Linked DNA regions of Homo sapiens: region 1 is linked to region 2. Evidence: read pairs that join two places in POLR2A ChIA-PET (ENCODE). Cell type or tissue: K562. All regions are shown on one strand.

The links. ChIA-PET counts read pairs that join two places held together with the same protein. Peaks named below come from ENCODE experiments on the same cell type or tissue, not always from the same donor. Only the 100,000 strongest peaks of a DNase experiment are listed, where the experiment ranks them.
Region 1: POLR2A ChIA-PET joins it to region 2 with 7 read pairs; 6 of 35 experiments call an interaction of 5 or more read pairs at or near these places.

What each region holds. Positions count from the first base shown.
Region 1 is chr1:155,832,360-155,836,359 of GRCh38, forward strand. All of the region lies in intron 2 of GON4L (gon-4 like), which reads right to left. Among named protein-coding and RNA genes, the nearest start is that of GON4L, 23 kb to the right of the region's middle. RefSeq lists a silencer at 1,979-2,273. In K562, no CTCF peak of the experiment used is centred here; DNase peaks (open chromatin) are centred at 2,042 and 2,352; H3K4me3 peaks cover 1,400 bases.
Region 2 is chr1:155,932,008-155,936,007 of GRCh38, forward strand. It overlaps KHDC4 (KH domain containing 4, pre-mRNA splicing factor), which reads right to left and starts at 2,406. Exons shown (of 14, transcript NM_014949.4): 1 at 2,329-2,406; 2 at 1,626-1,842. The coding sequence starts at 2,366. LOC107985207 (a long non-coding RNA gene) reads left to right here and starts at 2,461. Exons shown (of 2, transcript XR_001738244.2): 1 at 2,461-2,542; 2 at 3,241-4,000. RefSeq lists enhancers at 1,912-3,111, 1,967-2,533, 2,073-2,382, 2,483-2,642. In K562, a CTCF peak has its summit at 2,650; DNase peaks (open chromatin) are centred at 1,774, 2,494 and 3,077; H3K4me3 peaks cover 2,876 bases.

The sequences.
Region 1 (4,000 bases), 100 kb before region 2:
CGCCTAGCGCAGTGGCTCACACCGTAATCCCAGCACTTTGGGAGGCCGAGGCAGGTGGATCACAAGGTCAGGAGTTCAAGACCAGCCTGACCAACATGGGGAAACCCCACCTCTACTGAAAATACAAAAATTAGCCAGGTGTGGTGGCAGGCGCCTGTAATCCCAGCTACTCGGGAGGCTGAGGCAGGAGAATTGCTTGAACCTAGGAAGTGGAGGTTGTGGTGAGCCAAGATCATGCCACTGCACTCCAGCCTGGGTGACAGAGCGAGACTCTGTCTCAAAAACAAACAAACAAACAAACAATAACAACAACAAAAAGGTATCAATTGTAACAAAATGTCAATACTTGAAAATAATCCAACTATCTTTCTATGTATTTTCATTTTTTCTACAGTGTATATGATGCTGCTGCTTTCATAATCAGAAAACTAAAATGTTACTTAAAAGAAAGTAAAACAACAAAAACACATACTAAACAGCAGGGCTACGGGTGATTTTTATTTTCTCCTTTAAAGTTTTCAATATTTTCCAAAGTAGATATATGTGAATTGTCAATCTTTCTTTCTTCCTCTCTGTTTTGTGTTACATTATCTGATTGGCAAAAAAAAAAAAAAAAAAAGTTACTTGAAGAAAAATTCTGGAGAGACACTCATAGTGTACTTTTATTGCTATTACTTGTATATACAACTAATTAAAGTGCAAAGTAGTATAATCAATTTTCAGTTCTCCAGATTAATGAAGGGGAGTGATATCACAGATAATACTAAACAATAAATGTTTATTTAAATCCGGATATCTGTGAACTGATTTTTAAAATCTCTTAATTACACTTATCAATAACTGAGTGACTATGAACCCATAGTTATTTATCCATTCCTTCTCTAGCATTTTAATCTTATAATTTCCTCCAGTTCCTTCTGACAACTTATCTTGAAAAAATATGCAATAATCTCGCTGCCTTCTCTAGCTATTTCTCACCCATTCTCCCACTGCAAAAAAAGGAAGGAAGGCCAGGCATGGTGGCTCACACCTGTGATCCCAGCATTTTGGGAGGCCGAGGCGGGCAGATCACAAGGTCAGGAGATCAAGACCATCCTGGCTACGGGGAAACCCCATCTCTACTAAAAATACAAAAAATTAGCCAGGCATGATGGCAGGTGCCTGTAGTCCCAGCTACTCGGGAGGCTGAGGCAGAAGAATGGCGTGAACCCGGGAGGTGGAGCTTGCAGTGAGCCGAGATCACACCACTGCACTCCAGCCTGGTCAACAAAGCGAGACTCTGTCTCCAAAAAAAAAAAAAAAAAAAAAAAAAAAGGGAAGGAAGGGGAGGGGAGGTGAGGGAAGGGGATAAGAGGGAAGAGGAGAGTGGGGAGGAGAGGGGAGGAGAGGAGGAGGGGAGGAAGGGAGGAGGGGAGGAGGGGGATGGGGGAGAGGAAAGAAAGAAAAATCTCTGGGGTTTCATTCCTCCTCCTTTTTCTTTTTTTTACAGACAAGGTCTTGCTCTGTCACCCAGGTTGCAATGCAGTGGTGCGATCAGAGCTCACTGCAACCTTGAACTCCTGGGCTCAAGCTATCCCCCTAGCTACTCCTGAGTAGCTAGGACTACAGGGATGCACTACCACACTTGGCTAATTTTTAAAATTTTCTGTAGAGATGGAACCTAGCTATCTTGCCCAGGCTGTTCTTGAACTCCTGGCCACAAGATCCTCACACCTTGGCCTTCCAAAGTGTTGGGATTACAGGTGTGAGCCACTGTTCCCAGCCCCATTCCTTCCTCTTTAACTGCTTCATATAATGTCCTTTCCCCAACAAACTCCTGAATCTACTCTCCAAGATCATCAATCTTCAAATGTAACCTTTTTCTCAGGTATTATCCTTATCCCTCCTTTGCTACTAAATTTTAAATTTACATTTTAAAGTACCTTGTTCTTAAAGCTCTCCTTCCTCTTTTCACTTTTACTATTACTTCTCCAGTTGTTCCTTCTCTGTTATCTTCTTCCTCAAGGCAAGGTTGTCTTCAATCCACTGCTCTTCCCCCTCCATGTCTGTTTCCATGGAGAAGAACCATGACTAACACTGAACATTTCTAGTCCTTGCCTCTTACTAAACTTCAATCTCAGATTTCTATTTTTGCTTGCTGGCCCTATTGTCACCTCACATTCCATTTGAGGTAGGAGATCAGCAGGACTTGTTTTCCAAGCACTGTTCGAAAGACCCCGCTGAACAAAACAGGAGCTGATCAAAGAAACTGGCCAAAACCAGCTAAAAGCAAGATGGTGATGAAAGCCACCTCCTGTTGCCCTCCTTTTATCTGCATGCTAAAAGAACCTCCTACCAGCACCATGACAGTTTACAAATGCCATGGCAACCCCCAGATGTTACCTTATATGGTTTAAAAGGGGAGGGACTCTCAGTTCCGGGAAGTCCTCGCCCCTTTTCCAGAAAATCCATTAAAAATCCGCCCCTTCGCCTCTGCCCAGCTGCCCCTACTGGGAAGTGAGGAGCCCCTCTGCCCAGCCAGCCGCCCCGTCCGGGAGGTGAGGGGCGCCTCTGCCCAGCCGCCCCTACTGGGAAGTGAGGAGCCCCTCTGCCCGGCCACCACCCCGTCTGGGAGGTGTACCCAACAGCTCATTGAGAACGGGCCATGATGACAATGGCGGTTTTGTGTAATACAAAGGGGGGAAAGGTGGGGAAAAGATTGAGAAATTGGATGGTTGCCGTGTCTGTGTAGAAATAGGTAGACATGGGAGACTTTTCATTTTGTTCTGTACTAAGAAAAATTCTTATCCTGTTGATCTGTGACCTTACCCCCAACCCTGTGCTCTCTGAAACATGTGCTGTGTCCACTCAGGGTTAAATGGATTAAGGGCGGTGCAAGATGTGCTTTGTTAAACAGATGCTTGAAGGCAGCATGCTCGTTAAGTCATCACCACTCCCTAATCTCAAGGACCCAGGGACACAAACACTGCGGAAGGCCGCAGGGTCCTCTGCCTAGGAAAACCAGAGACCTTTGTTCACTTGTTTATCTGCTGACCTTCCCTCCACTATTGTCCTATGACCCTGCCAAATCCCCCTCTGCGAGAAACACCCAAGAATGATCAATTAAAAAAAAAAAAAAATCTGCCCCTTATTTTAGCATATAATCAAAGTATACCCATATATATATGGCTATACAGGTCTCATGCTTTTGAGGGTCACTGTTGGCCACCCCCTAGGTGCTCTGGGATTTTCGTCATTTGGTATGGGGACCCTCATGGGCTGATGCCTGGATACTCTGGGTATTTTGGCATTTGGCACCGTTTCATTTTTTTTCCATGTTGTCTTTGTATACATACAGCTAGCCAGCAATCCGCAGGTCTGCTGCTGCGGCTGCTTCTCTTACAGAGCAGCCATTTCCCTTCCTCTGTTGCTCTAATAAACTTACTTTCAATTCACTGTTGGCCCATTCATGATTCCTTCCAGTGCGAAGCCAAGAATGCTCCTGGGCTGAGCCCCAATTTGGGGTTCACCTGCGTCATTCCTTGGTGACCATGAAGAGACCAATAATAAGCCAAAAGGAACTGAGGGAGACCTTTAGCCAGACCCTAAATTAAGACTGATTGGGTTGAGCACCGTGGCTCACGCCTGTAATCCTAGCACTTTGGGAGGCCAAGGCAGGTGGATTGCCTGAGCTCAGGAGTTCGATACTAGCCTGGGCAACAGAGCAAAACCCCGGCTCTACTAAAAATACAAAAAATTAGCCAGCCATGGTGGTGCACGCCTGTAGTCCCAGGTACTTGGGAGGCTGAGGCATGAGAATTGCTTGAACCCAAAGACTGACTGGCACCATTTGGCCTCCACGAAAAGATGAGTGTCCCCTTTGTTCCCCCTCAATGTGTGTTTTGTTTTCGTTTTTTTTTTTTTTTTTTGAGACGACATCTTGCTCTGTCACCCAGGGTGGAGTGCAGTGGCACAATCTCGGCTCACTGCAACCTCGCCTCCCGGGTTCAAGCGATTCTCC
Region 2 (4,000 bases):
GCAGGTGGCTAATGTGACTAAAGGTCTAAATTTTAAATTGTATTTTGGTTTTGCTTTGCTTTTTGCTTAAACAACAGGAATTTATTTCTCACAGATATGGAGCCTGAGAGTATTTAATTATTTGTATTATTTAGACAAGGTGTCACTCTGCTGCTCAGGCTGGAGTGCAATGGCAAAATGACAGCTCAATGCAACCTCAAGCTCCTAGGCTCAGGTGATCTTTCCACCTCAGCCTTCCAAGAATCCAAGAAGAATTACAGAGGAGCTGGGACTACAGGTGTGAGTCACCACACCCAGCCCCTTAATTTTAATTTAAATTGCCACATGAAGCTAGTGACTACTGCACTACACAATGCAGGTATATATTACCAACGAGAAAGCTGAGTTTCATTATGCCAAAGCCATGTAACCAGTAACTGTGGATTCTGGGTTTCAAACTGTGGATTCTGGGTTTTTAGGTTTTATGATTCTAAATCCAGTGTTTATGTATCCTGCTGAGGTCAACTACCTAAAGATTATTATTTTAAGAAAAAAAAAGAGCTTAAACGATTAACATCAGTATTAAAAATCTTAATATACAAGGAGCACTACATCTTTGTCAAGATGCTTTTAATTTTTCCTCATAAACCTTATAAATGGATGACTGACTCACACAATCTTTGCAAACAATAGGCTGCGCCTGGTGGCTCATACTTGTAATCCCAGCACTTTGGGAGGCAGAGATGAGCTTGGTCAACATGGTGAAACCCTGTCTACTAAAAACACAAAAAAAAATTAGCCGGGCATGGTGGCATGCACCTGTAATCCCAGCTACTCGGGAGGCTGAGGCAGCAGAATCAGAATCACTTGAACCCAGGAGACAGAGGTTGTAGTGAGCCGAGATCACCCCACTACTGCACTTCAGGCTGGTGACAGAGTGAGACTCTATCAAAATAAATAAATAAATAAATAAAACCCTACAGGTTCTAATTAGAGATGACACTATGGGGCTCACTTGATTTACCTGAACTCCTCTGACTTCAGGGAAAAAGCACATATATTAAAAACATGTTATGTTGCTTTAAATGACTATGGAAATACAGCTTAAGCTGAACTAAGTGAACAAGGACAAGACAAGGTATTTGGTCCATAAATGTAATCAGCCCAATCAAAAACGCCTCGTAAATATGTATTTGTAACAAAATGTGTTCTGGAACATTCCAAAACTAAATGATCTCTCAACTACTATATCCATTTATCCTTTACTAACACAAATTATTATGCGATTACAGGATTACAAACAACTTTTTTTTTTTTTTTTTGAGACGGAGTCTCATTGGGTCGCCCAGGCTAGAGTGCACTGGCACAATCTCGGCTCACTGCAACCTCCGCCTCCCGGGTTCAAGCAGTTCTGCCTCAGCCTCCTGAGTAGCTGATTACAGGCGCGTGCCACCATGCCCGACTAATTTTTGTATTTTCAGTAGAGACGGGGTTTCACCATGTTGGTCAGGCTGGTCTCAAACTCCTGACCTTGTGATCCACCCGCCTCGGCCTCCCAAAGTGCTGGGATTACAGGCGTAAGCCACCGCGCCCGGCAAAACAACTATTAAATTCGCAATTAGTGGAGACCCTTCAACTTCAAATACCTTCTCAGAAGCATTCTGAGTTGGTTTCAGCTTCCCTTTTGCCATGAGCATGGCATTAATCTTGGCAGCCACAGCAGCAGCAGCATCCAAGGCTCCTGAAGGAGCAGCTGTGGTGCCCCCAGGACTTCCCCCACTGCTGGTGACCTCCCCACCTGGGGCCGCTGGCGGGAGGAAGAGAAGTGGGGCTGGAGCTGGTTGGTCCCATTTGCTGCGGCGCCTACATGGAGAAAAAGGAAAACATTAGGCCCCAAAGCTTTCGTGTATGTTATTCTTTCCTTACTACGCCTTAGCACCCCATTTTCCCTCTATTATATTCCATTTACACCTCCGAATCACCTTCCAAATCTAAAACTCCCCTCTCCTTAAACAATTATTGCTTATTTAACAAACCCCCACTTTCAACCCTTCCCCAAAATCTTTCGTTTCTACTGTCACCTATATCGAAAGACTCCACTCTATCCTACACGCTCTAGTTTACGCCTTCCCCTTGGCTCGCCCTTCCAAAAGTCCCCGTTTGCCTCCTCCCTCGGATCCCCGCCGGCCCTTTAAGGGCCCCAGGCCTGCTCAAGATCCTTCTCCCCAAACGTCCAGCCCTTTACTTCCCACTTAAGGACCCTTCCACCCTATACGCAGCTTCTCAGGGTCCCTCCGCCTCTCCTGCGCCCCAGTGCTCGCTCCGATGCCCTCGCCCCTGAAGCCGTACCCGCCAGCTCCAGGATGTGTCGCGCTCCCCGCGGACATGGCGACCGCTTCTACTCAACCACCCGCCAACTATCCGACTACCACCTCTCGTCACTTCCGCCCCCAACGTTCTTACGCACAGCCTCTTCCGGTCGTGGGGCCGAGCGGTTCCGGTGAAAATGTCGATTCCGATTGGACTCTCGATGATTTAAAGGCATCTGGCGTTTCTGAGGCAGGTAGGGTGTGATCTTCCGGGTTGCGCCTTAACCTTAAGAAAGATGGCTGCTGTGCCTACTATAAATGCGGAATCGGGGCTAGCTGAATCCATCTTTATCGTGGGCATGTTGTTAGACTAGAAGACAATATGCATGAGTCAGGAGATTAAACAGGTTTCTCCTCAAATTCCGCTACGTTTGTGTTGAGTCCTAGTTTCTGTCTGGGGAGACAGCCTTCCCGCGGCTTTTGCCCGTTTCACGTTTCTGTTACTTAGGAAAAGGAAAAGGATTCGTTGCAAAGATCATTTGGAGAATTTCTCTGTTTGTTTGCTTCATTTCTGTGCACCAAGCAGGGAATATAAAAATAAAAAGATGAATAAGCCGCAGGCCCTGCCATTCTGGTACTCTCAATGTGGCAAGGCAGGTACGCAGGCAAATATGTATGATAGAGTTGTATATTAAGCAAAGGTCGAAGAAGATAAGCTGCTCATCTTGCTGGAGCGTTTAAGAATGGGACGCTAAAAAGCCGGTTGAGTACTGGAGAGGCGATCAAGCATAGGTTATGGAGCACCCTGTTCTGGCATCTGTGTACTTAACGGTTGAGCTGGCTGGAGTGGGAGGCCAGAAGATGAAAGGCCTTGAATGCTATGCTGAGGAGTTTGAGTTGATTCTGTAGGCTAAAGGTTTCTTTTTTTTTTTTTTTTTTTTTTTTGAGACAGTTTCGCTCCGTCACCCAGGCTGAAGTGCAATGACGCGATCTCGGCTAACCACTCTCCGCCTCCCGGGTTCAAACGATTCTCCTGCCTTAGCCTCCCAAGTAGCTGGGATCACAGGTGCCCGCCACCACGCCCAGCTAATTTTTTGTTGTTGTTGTTTTGTATTTTTAGTAGAGACACAGTTTAGCCATGTTGGCCAGCCTGGTCTCAAACTCCTGACCTCAGGTGATCCACCCGCCTCGGCCTCCCGAAGTGGTAGGATTACAGGCGTGAGCCACCGCGCCCTGCCGAGGCTAAAGGTTTCTAACCTTTAGGATGTCTTGGAGCTTCAATGAGTCTCCTGATCCTCCCACCTCAGCCTCTGAAGTAGCTGGGACTACAAGCACGGGCCACCACACCTGGCTTTTTTTTTTTTTTTTTAAGAGACCGGGGTGGTAGGGGGTGCGGGGGTGGGGGGTGTCTTACTATTTTGCCTAGGCTGGTCTCAAACTCCTGGGCTCAACCGATCCTACCACCTCGGCCTCCCCAAAGTGCCCCTTTTCCTCTTCTCCCCAAAACACAATGCTGTTGGGATTCTGATTGAAATTACATTATTTATTATATTTGTCATTTTAAAAAATTTGTGATGTAACTCCTATGCCATAAATTTACCCTTTTTAAAGAGTAAATTTAAGTGCACAATTCAGTGTTTTTTAGTGTGTCCACAAGATTGTGCCACAATCATCATTATCTAATTCCAGATTATTTTCATCACCCCAAAAAG